2 separate regions of the Mus musculus genome follow, and region 2 is linked to region 1. Evidence: chromatin loops called from intact Hi-C (ENCODE). Cell type or tissue: left cerebral cortex. All regions are shown on one strand. Each heading gives the region's core, and the rest is flanking DNA. Links, peaks and the distances in the headings are about the cores only.

Region 1 (8,379 bases), core at 2,269-4,768:
AGACTGGATGTACGATCTGGGTGCATGTCTCGGCAGGGTCTTAGAAATGATCTTGTATGGGCTGGTGAGATGGCTCAGCGGTTAAGAGCGCTGACTACTCTTCCGAAGGTCCTGAGTTCAAATCCCAGCAACCACATGGTGGCTCACAACCATTCGTAACAAGATCTAATGCCCTCTTCCGGAGTGTCTGAAGATAGCTACAGTGTACTCACATATAATAAATAAATAAATCTTTTAAAAAAAGAAAAAGAAAAAGAAATTATCTTGTATGATCTCTTCTTCTTCTTCAAAAGTAAGTGAGAAAATACAAGGCAACCAACGTAACTCACTCCAAAGCACACAGCTTAATTAGCATCACAGCTAGGCTACAACCCAACACAACTGTGCTTTCCATGACAGCAATGCATAAGATGACTGGCAGAAGGGAAGATAGAATAGGGGCCTACCAATTATCAGATGGAAGGCTGCAATAGAGACCAAAAATCTCTAGGTTAAAGCGGTCAAGAAAATGTCCTGAGCTATAAGAAAAATACTTACATATTTTATATAGATACCTGATATCTATATAAGATCAGTAGTGTGGTAACGTGTATACTACTTATTAAATATGAAGTGGACTATAGTGAATATTTACACTTTTTTTCCTGACAGTACAAAAACCTGCTGACTATTGTGTCAGGCTATACATGCCATTTTCCACAAAGCCCTTAAAAAGGAATAGAGCCAGGTACAGCGAGACATATCTATACCAGCTTCTCAGGAGGATGAGTTGGGAGGACAGTGAGTTCAAAGCCAGCCTTAGCAAGACTTTGTCTAAAGACAAAAGCTGTGACATACTAGGAAGAAGACTTGGCACTCAGATGGGAACATGCTTCCATTCCAAGTCCACCTTCTTAAGGCTTCCATCGCCCATGTAAAATGGAAGTAGTGGCATGTCTAATTCAGGCTTATTCTGAGGACTGAGTAGAATCTGAAGGGTCCCAGTGATAGTGCTCTCCTACCAAGCTCCTCAAGGATTTCTTGCAGCCATTTCTGCCATTATAAAGGAGAGGATCAATGATCCTCTTTTCATTGCTCTTGCACAAGACAGCCAAGAAACCTACGAGCAGAGCATCCAGCTCGCAAGAGCCACGAAACCTGCGACACCCAATCAACACCCAAGAGCCATGAGGAGAGATCGTTCGTCATCCTCCTTGTTGGCAGAAGAGTGTGGTATTGTGTAAGCTTGCTGTCCTAACAAAAGCCAAGGGAGGGAGGAATCAATGTCCATGGGTTCAAAAGGAGACCTGATACAGGTAGTCCTGGCTTGTGCAAGATAGCTCTATCACCTGCACGCTGCCTGATACTGCTGCTGCTGCTGCCACTGCCTAGTAAGGTGAAAGTGGTTAGTTCTCAAGTCCCTTTGACCAGCACGACCTCCTCTGAAACATAACTCCTGTTCCCCATACTTCTCACCCCCATGATCCCTGAATTGCACACACCACCCCTAGGACCCTCTATCAGTATATCCATCAGGGTCTGACCTGAATACCCACTCATAGACCCAACATAGTACCTGCTGGAGACAGAAAGAATTCCTTTGTGTTTCAAGTCCAGAGAAGGGTCCCTGAAATCAATCTCAAATATTTCCAGGGTGGCATTTGTGCTAAAGGAGGCATCTAGTTGCTGAGCAGATGTTCCTAGTCACATGGAAAGGAAAGAAGAGGCAGCAAATGAGCAACAATGTATGCATGGGAAAATACTGGGTACTAATAGGTTAGGGAGCGGGGAGGAAACAGAACAGAAGAGAGATAGGAGCATCCTTTTCTCTAGAGGTAACCGCAAGGAAAGCATGAGGTGCCGCCCTCAGGCCCTAGTCCAAGGCTGTTACCAGGTACCCAACCTGACATAATCCTACAGCTGTCTCTCATGGTCATTAAGGAATTCTAGATACTGAGTTTTCCTTTGATGGCTGACTTCTAGTAGCTCCTGGTCTGTCGTGTCATCGTACCTGTGGCCAGATACACAGGGTACTGCCTGGCCGGGCTCCACGCTTGGACAGCTGGCTTCTCAAGTTCTTTCAACTTCATGGTTTCCGGGAAACATATATGACCTTTGGCCCACTAAAAATAGAAATAATAATTAAAAAAAAAATCTTAGGGCCAGTGATCCAGGGAGCGTCTGTGGACACAGAGATGGTCTCTCTTCTCTACAAGATGAAGTAGTCCAGCAAAAAACAGAATGAGAAAAACAAGCTCATCTGACAGTTCGCTTACCCAATGGCTAAAACTGATTATCTAAACTCCCAAGGTCTTTAATCAACATTGGTTACTACAGTTCTACCGACAATAACCATCAAACTAGGTAATTTCTCAGTGACGTTGCCTGATTCCCTTGGTTTTAAATATTGTATCTGTGCCAGGGAACCCTGTATTTATGTCATTGACACACATCTGTCCTCTGAGTACCAATTCCCAAGGGAAATGGATAATTAAATATTTCTAGCTATAATGTACATCTATGATCCAAGCATTCAAGAGGCTGAGGCATTAGAATCATAAGTTCAGGCAAGCCTGGCGTGGACTACATACAAAGTAAGAACTTATCTTAATATATTTAAAATTATAACATTCATAGATATGTGTGTGTGTTGCCTGCATGTATGTCTGTGTACCACACGGGTACCTAATGCCTTCAGAGGCCAGAAGAGAGTGTTGGAGCCCCTGGAACTGGAGCTACAGATGGCTGTGAGCTACAATGTGAGCGCCCCGGGAACCCAGCGGGTGCTCTTACCAACAGAGCCATCTTTTCAGACCCTTTCCTTTTGCGGGAGGGGGCGCATGGTCTCCCGTAGCCCAGACTGGCCTCAAACTTGCTAGGTAACTGAGAATGATCGTCCTGTCTCTACTTGGCAAGTGTGAAGCCCCCACACCGCATTCATTTTAACTCTGTGATTTCCACTTCTAATGTATACTCAAGGTCTCATCCTCACGGGCCAGCGAAAGGGCTGAAAGGTAAAGAAGGACACTTAGAACTATTTGTGACCTGCTTGAGCAACCCAGTCAGGTCAGCCTCACCTATAAAAGCAGGCGATAATAGTACTTAATCTCTATTGTACTTTCCAGCTTGAAAAAAGCTTGGGGCTGTCAGTTAAGCTTGTTTCTGGGAGCTTCTAAACTCCTGAAGCTCCGCTTTATCAGTGACCAGCGAACTACACTATTTCGTCACCAGTGCCACCTGCTGGTCAGAACCATCCTGTACAGAAGCGCAGCGACCAGCAACAGCGCATTTGCCAGGCACAACTAGAAATTTCTATAAATTGTTACTTTGTTTTACATAGAAAACAGCCGGCTAAGCCGCAATGTAAACCCCGTGCTTTTAACCATTATATTAATTTAAGCAAAGCTTTCATGACGTGCTTAAACCATTGACAGAAGGACGGGAGAAATGCTTTTTTTTTTTTTTTTTTTTTTTGGTTTTTTTCGAGACAGGGTTTCTCTTTATAGCCCTGGCTGTCCTGGAACTCACTTTGTAGACCAGGCTGGCCTCGAACTCAGAAATCCGTCTGCTTCTGCCTCCCGAGTGCTGGGATTAAAGGCGTGCGCCACCACGCCCGGCTGAGAAATGCTCTTTTCATCCACTTTGCTCTGAGGCATCATTTTATAAGAAAAACCCTCGTTAGGATCAGAACAGCCAGAGCAGTGGCGGGCTGATAGGGTCGGGGAACCACTATCAGGGAGGACGACCCTTGGCAGTCCAGTCCTTAGGGAGAAGGTCAACACGGCTTCTCGCCTGCTGACTGCCATACAAGGCGCTTGACGGTCAGTTACCACTGGCCAGGGCACCGCGACAGTGTGCAGGCTGAGGGCCCGGTCAAGTCAAGGCTTGGGGGGCAGTCGGAGGCGCGCGCAGCGCTGCTGGACCTCGGCGGGGTTGGGGACACTGTGTGGCAAGGGGAGCGGGACCGGGTCCAGCTGGGGGGATTCGTACTGGTGCTCCAGAGGCGTGGCAGCCCGGGTGTGGTCAAGGCGAGCTCCCCGGCGTCCTCCCGTGGGAGGAGCGGTGCTCCGGGACCCCAGACCCGCAGGGGAAACCCACCTGTTCCGAGCGCCCAGGTCAGGGGTCACAGGCGACCGCCTGGGCCGGTCCTGTCCCAACCAAGGGCGCACCGCGCTGCGGACGGCGGCTGCCGAGGGCCAAAAGTCAATTTGCCCTGGCCACAGCTGGCGACCCACTCCCTCTGCTCGCCTAGCTGAGCTCCTCAACACTAATCTGCACCGAGAGCGATAGCGCAGAGGTTTCCCAGCAGGGCCTGCCTCACTTGCCCTGGGATTGCACAGTTCTAGCCCCCACACCAGTACATGCTAGTCTATTCTATTTGAGTCAGGCTCCTGTGTATAGAAAGGGAAAACACTAATTCAATTTATTATGTAGTTATTAAAGTGAGGGAAGCCCATGAGCTCTCAGTGTGATCTATTTAGCTAAAAAGCAATCGAGGTTGTAAATAGTAGTGGTGCACACTGGAGCCTACTAGTAGAGGGTGTCCACAAACTGATTAACGGCTGTGTGTGGAAAAAGAGACAACTGTGAACCAGGCACTTCATGGAAGATTTCAGGCACATGACATGGGCATTACTCCTTGGAGCTGAAAGAACACTAGGTGATATTTCAGCAAAAAGGGGGGCCAAAGCAGCTAATGGGCATGCTGGCATTTCCCATACAGTAAGTCAAAGAGACTGATCAAGAACAAGTACTGATAGATAAATTGTGGAATACCAATTAATTCTGCGGTTAACAGGGAATTACTGAAAATTATTGGGTCAGAGGCACTAGTGGCAATTGTATTTTGTATCTGGCAGTATGGATCCCTTTGGAGAAAAAAGAGAGGAAGGCAGGGACCCAATTACAAGAGGAATAGAGCAGCCCAGGGACCGGTGAAGAAAGTCAGGATTAATACTGGTGACTGAAGGAGAGCTGCCCTGGCTCTCCTGACTGAGAAAGGAAAGGATTCAAGACAGCCGGGGCCCAAGAGCAAGGGAGACCCGGTGTCGCTGATAACAGAGTTAAAACCTTGAGGCAGAGGAAAAGAGAATGTGAAGATATCACAGATGCTTTTCAAGTTGAGATAACTGTGGAGGTAATTGTGGCAGGTGAAGATGCCCAAGTTGGTTCAAAAGTGCCACTTGATGCATGGTGAGTTCTACCCGGGTCACCTCTGAAACTGGGGTGCCCATTATCTGATGGGCAGTTCTGAAACCAGATAGACACCCATGTGTGGCACCATCTGTGCCAGGACCATTCTTGCTACAACTAAACATTTAACTTTTTTTTTTTTTTAAGTGTCCTATCACAGGTGAGCCGGTGATGGGGGTGGAGTTGGGGAGTGAACAAGGTCTGAGCCTTAGGAACTAGAGGTGTGGATTGGCTGAGAGTGCTTGCTTGCCCTAAGGCTTGAAACCCTGGTTTTATTTCCCAGCACTAGAGAAACCAGTAGTCGTGGTGGCTTCAGGGTGGAGGGTCAAAAGTTCAAGGTCATCTTCAGGTACCCAAGCTACCCAGCAAGTTCAAGGGCACCCAGGGCTACAGGAGATTCTCTCTCTTCCTCTCTCTCTCTCTCTCTCTCTCTCTCTCACACACACACACACACACACACACACACACACAGCTGAACCTTGGAAAGTACTCCCAAATTAGGGAATAAAGCAGAAGTACCAACCACACTGATGGAGCATCACAAAAGAAATCGCACTAAAGTCCTAAGGTTCAAGTCCCAGCACCCACATTGCAGCTTCTAACTGCCTAACTCCAGTCCCAGAATATCCAACATCATTTCCTGGTGGCACACAGCCATATACATTCATATAAATAAATAAATATTTAAGAATGAGATGATTAAAGAGTATATCTTTGTAAAAAAAACTTCTTAAAATGACATTTATTCTGTGTGCAAGTGTGGATGCACACACACTATATATAGCACATGTGCAAAGGTCAGAGGACACCTTGAAGTAATGGATTTTCTCCTCCAACCATGTAGGGCCTAAAGATTGATATCAGGTGTTCACCACATATCTTTACCAACTGAGCCATCTCAGCAGCCCGCAATAAATCTAAGAATTCTTCAAAAAGTAACGTTTTCAGTTCCACTCCCTAATTTTGCACTTTTTAACTGCCCAGATAATCCACTAATGGAGCCCATATCTAAGTTGAATGATGTGATGGTCTGAATAAGAATGGCTCCCAAAGGCTCGTATACCTGAATGCTTGGTCACCAGGGAGTGGGACTCTTTGAAAGGGTTAGAAGGTAAGGAAGCATGTTCGTGTTGGAGGATGTATGTCAATGGGGGTGGGGTTTAAGATCAAAAGCCCATGGCAGGCCCAGTCAGACTCTTATCCATCCGTCCTCCCTACCCACTCACAACCCAGATCAGGATGCAGCTCTCAACTACATCTCCATCATCATGCCTACAATGCTTGCCACCATGCTGATAATGGACCAAGCTTTTAAAACTGTAAGCACACCCCCAATGAACTGTTCCTGAGTTGTTACGGTCATGGTCTTTCTTCGGAGCAATAAAATAGTGACTAAGTCTGATGGGTTTATTTGTACTGATGCAGGAGAAACACATTTTTCTTATGGGTCAGGTTTCCAAAGGAAATGAAGTTACCTTAAGAAAACACTCTACTTTTAATCTCAGCCAAAGCTACATAGTAAGACTCTTGTCAAGAAGCAACCCCCTAAACAGAGTGTGTGTTGACTCACTTGCCACTGCAGATGAGCTGACATTCGGTCAGTGGTCACGGGAAACTCGACAGGCACTGTACTCAGGTCATCCTCTTTGGATATCTCACACACACAATTTTACAAAATCCAGAAACCATACTTACACCATTTCTTTTATTCGGTTGAGTTTCAGGCATGAGCCACCATGGTTCCTTCCACCAATTCTTACCCTCCTTGAAGGTTAACAGATATCTGCTTGGATTGCCTGGAAGCCCCCATAGCCAAGACTTTTTAGTGGTTGCACCAGTCACTTCTACTCAACGAGCCTTATGGCTTAGACTACAAATGTGGCTACTTTGTCCGTTATTCCACGGCCATCCTGGTGACTGTTATTGCTTTCTTATAAGTTTTAATCTGATTGCTATACTTTTTAATCCTTTTGGGTTTTTGTTGTTGTTTTTGAGACAGGGTCTTTCTACCTTGGTCAGTCTGAAACTCACTATGTAGAGATCCACCTGCCTCTGTCCCACCCACCAGGTGCTAGAATTAAAAGCTTGTACCACCACAACCAACCTTTTAAATTTTTTTATTTTATGAGTGTTTGCCTGAATGTCTGAGCACCACATGCAGTGTCTCTGGAAATCAGAAGATGGTGTCAGGTCCTGAGGAGTGAGTTACAGATGGTTGTGAACCATCATGTGGGTGCTGGGAGAGCACCCAGTACCCCTAAGCCCTATTTCCCCAGTGGAGCCAGCTTCTTGAGACAGCACCTCACTAGCTGAGTTAGAGCTCAGAGATGTTTCCTGCTTCTCCTTCCTAATGCTGGGATTAAAGCCATCTGAGCAAACACTATAAATCTGAGAACTTTAGACTGTTACCTCCAAAGGTGACAACTAGAGGTCAGGGTTGGAGTAGTTCTCAGTGACACATGTACCCTTTAGGCAAAGTGGCCATGATGTCCTTGCATATTCTTCAATGATGCCTGTAGATACTTTGTGGTTGACAACATATACTTTAGAAAATAGATCTCTTTAGAAAATAGCTTTCTTGTAAGGCTGTCACTGGAGCTTGGACGCATCCCTTATTTCATAAATACGGACAATGCTAACTTACTAAGAAGCTGTTTTAGAAAACTTGCTTTGAAAGGGGGAATGAAGAAATGCCACAGATCTGACCAGGCATTCCCTACTGTTCCATCGCTTGAAATGCCTTACTTTCTTTTAAAACTTATTTAAGAGTTTAAATAATGGTCTTTGTTTTGAAACCACCTTACTATATATAGTTCAGGTTAGCCTCAAACTCACTAGATAGCCTAGACTAGTCCTGAACCCATGGAGATCCTCCTGCCTCAGCCTCCCAAGTGCTGGGATTATAGGCACACACCACATGTCTTTAAATCTAACAAGTATTACTTAAAAGTTGGGTGGTCTTGATAGCCTTACTGTGTAGCCCAGACCGGTTTCAAACATGCAATCCTCCTGCCTCAGCTTCCTGCATGCTAAGATTATAGATGTGCTCCACAAAAATGGTTTTTAAGGAAAGTGAATCTTGTTCCAAATTGGGAAGAGAGCACCTCCCTTCCCTCTTGGCCCTGGAAATGGGCAACAGCGGATCCTTCACTCTCTGCTGTGCGACTGCAGCTGAAAACCACTCTCCCATCCCCAGTGAGATGACCT
Region 2 (2,500 bases), core at 1-2,500, 380 kb before region 1:
GATTGGCCTCAATGCAATAAAAGTGTGTGATAAGATGCACCAATGTCTGGAGAAACAGCCCATAGCACAGGAGGAGTCTTTACTAGTGGCACATCTAACTGAGTGCTAACACCAGGAATATATAAAGAGTTTTTTAAATCAAATAATAAAGCAGTCTAATCAATACATGTGCAAGTGAAATGAACAGTTTTTGAAAGATGAAGTACAAGTAGCTAATCATATGAAACTATCCTACATGTTTAGCATCAGAGAAATGCCAATCAAAAGCATGCTAAGATTCTCCCACACTCTAGCCTGAATGGCCATGATTAAGGAAATAACAACAATAAATGCTGACAGGGATGGAAGTGGAAGGAAACCTCATATCCTGTGACTAGGAACATAAATGCGACCATCCACTGTAGAAATCGGTGTGGAGGCGCCTCACGAAATCACAACTAGAACTACAGTGTGCTCTGTCTGCAGATGCCTGGGAACGTCTGTAAAGGACAGGCTAGCCTAACAGTCACCTGCAGGCCCATGCTCACTAGAGCAGTGTTCACAGCCAAGTTATGCAATCAGCCTGCGTGTCTGTCCACAGGTGAAAGAAAATACGGCATATGTACTATAAAGTCAGTGGCAAAGGGGAATGAAATTGTATCATCTGTAGAGAAAGAGATGGAATTGGATCATTATATTAAGCAATTAGACCCAGAAAGAAAAATACCAAATATTTTCTCTCACATGTGGATCCAAGCTTGATTTTACTCACACACACACACACACACACACACACACACACGCCACATACAAGCACTCACACAGGGGTGTGGGTATAGAAGGAAGGTACAAGAAGAAGAGGAGGAAGAAGAAGAAGAAAGGGGTAAAAGGGGAGGTTATTATTAAGGAGTGAGTCTAATCAAAGTTTTTGATATACTTGAATGAGGTATCTTTATGAGGGATGGAAACCTGATATCAGGAATTTAGTTCTCATCACCCATGGAGTAGATGGAGAGGACTCCCACAAGCTGTCCTCTGACTTCCACATACATGCTAATGGCATGTGTATGTATGCATATACAAAGTAAATTAAATAAACAAGTACACCACGATGTATAGAAATACACACGAATAAAAACACTAACTTTATTTTTCGGATCTTGGGACACACGTTTCCTTCCCATCCAATTTAGGAAAAGAAAGATTTGTAGACTGGAGCATGTTTAGAGAGATCCCTGGTTACAGCTACAGACATCATACTTCATCGTGGAAGGGCATTAGCAAAGACAGGATCATTGTTCCTCGAATTATCCCATTCCACTCTAATAACAATGTCCAGGACATGGCCTTAGTTCTAACTCGTGTCTGAGGTTATCTGTCCACAGTATCTGGAGAGAGACAGATGCTGAGATTGTTATACTGCTGAGTGGCCACTAGGTGGTACTCTTAGCCCCAGGGTTTTTCTAGTCCAGGTTAAATTAAAGCTTAGAACTATTGTAGCTCTGAATTGCTGTCAACTACCTAGGGGAGCTTAGTAGCTTCAGTCTTTTGTCTGTTTGCTTGCCTGCCTGCCTGCCTGCCTGCCTGCCTGCCTGCCTGCCTGCCTGCCTGCCTGCCTGCCTGCCTGCCTGCCTGCCTGCCTGCCTGCCTGCCTGCCTGCCTCCTTGCCTCCTTGCCTCCTTGCCTCCTTGCCTTCTTGCCTCCTTGCCTCCTTGCCTCCTTGCCTGCTTGTTCTGATACAGAGTTTCATGTAGCCCTGGCTGGCATTGAACTTCTGTGTAGATAAGGCTGATCTAGAACTCCCGAACCTCCCTACTTTCCAGGTGCTGTGATTATAGCTGCCCTTGCATCTGGTTTTGCTTTTGTTATTTTTCCAGTGCTGAGAAGTGAACACAAGGTTTTGAGTATGCTGGACAATTATCTCCCATTGAGCTATAGGCCTGACCCTCATAATCTCTGATTATTTTCTGAGACAGTAAAACTTATGTTTTCTAAGAAAAATGCCATCAGCAGGTAAAATGCTTATTAACACACAGAAATCCAGTATTCATTCCCCTAAACGAATCTTTAATTAAAGTTTGTATGTGTAAAAACACCAAGATGGAACCTTAAGATCTTTTTAGATTAAAGTCTAAACTTGGTTTCTCCATTCAAATACTCTCAATTCCTGGGAACAGAAAAGATGGCCCATACTTTAGTGCCACACAAACTCCAGTAGGATCTGTGTGACAAGTTCCACAGACTGAGGCGAATGACCTCAAAATGAGGAGGCCTCTTGGAACCGATTGTGGAACTCTTCGCTGGAGAAAAAATATTGAGCCGTAGTTCTCATGGCAATCTATCTGTTTTGTTTTTTCTTATTCCTTTTCTTATTTACAAGTTCCTGCTAGCCTAGGCCAAGATCTTAAGTGAGAATGGGTAAGAAACCATCCCTAGAGATGGGGTCACTAACATGACCTTATCCCCAGGGAAACCAACACTTTACTTTTAAAATAATTTACAAAACTATTGTGATAGATAA

What was found. Peaks named below come from ENCODE experiments on the same cell type or tissue, not always from the same donor. Only the 100,000 strongest peaks of a DNase experiment are listed, where the experiment ranks them.
Region 2: it touches region 1 in a loop (4-fold over the local background); 2 of 42 quality-filtered maps call a loop at or near these places.

Annotation. Positions count from the first base shown.
Region 1 is chr19:44,541,711-44,550,089 of GRCm38, forward strand. It overlaps Sec31b (Sec31 homolog B (S. cerevisiae)), which reads right to left and starts at 4,138. Exons shown (of 26, transcript NM_001033343.1): 1 at 4,078-4,138; 2 at 1,991-2,102; 3 at 1,556-1,679. The coding sequence starts at 2,069. It also overlaps a transcript of Ndufb8 not described here. In left cerebral cortex, for the core only: a CTCF peak has its summit at 3,222 (motif pointing left); a DNase peak (open chromatin) is centred at 3,218; H3K4me3 peaks cover 800 bases.
Region 2 is chr19:44,160,302-44,162,801 of GRCm38, forward strand. All of the region lies in intron 2 of Pkd2l1 (polycystic kidney disease 2-like 1), which reads right to left. Among named protein-coding and RNA genes, the nearest start is that of Bloc1s2, 15 kb to the left of the region's middle. In left cerebral cortex, for the core only: a CTCF peak has its summit at 1,409 (motif pointing right); a DNase peak (open chromatin) is centred at 1,422.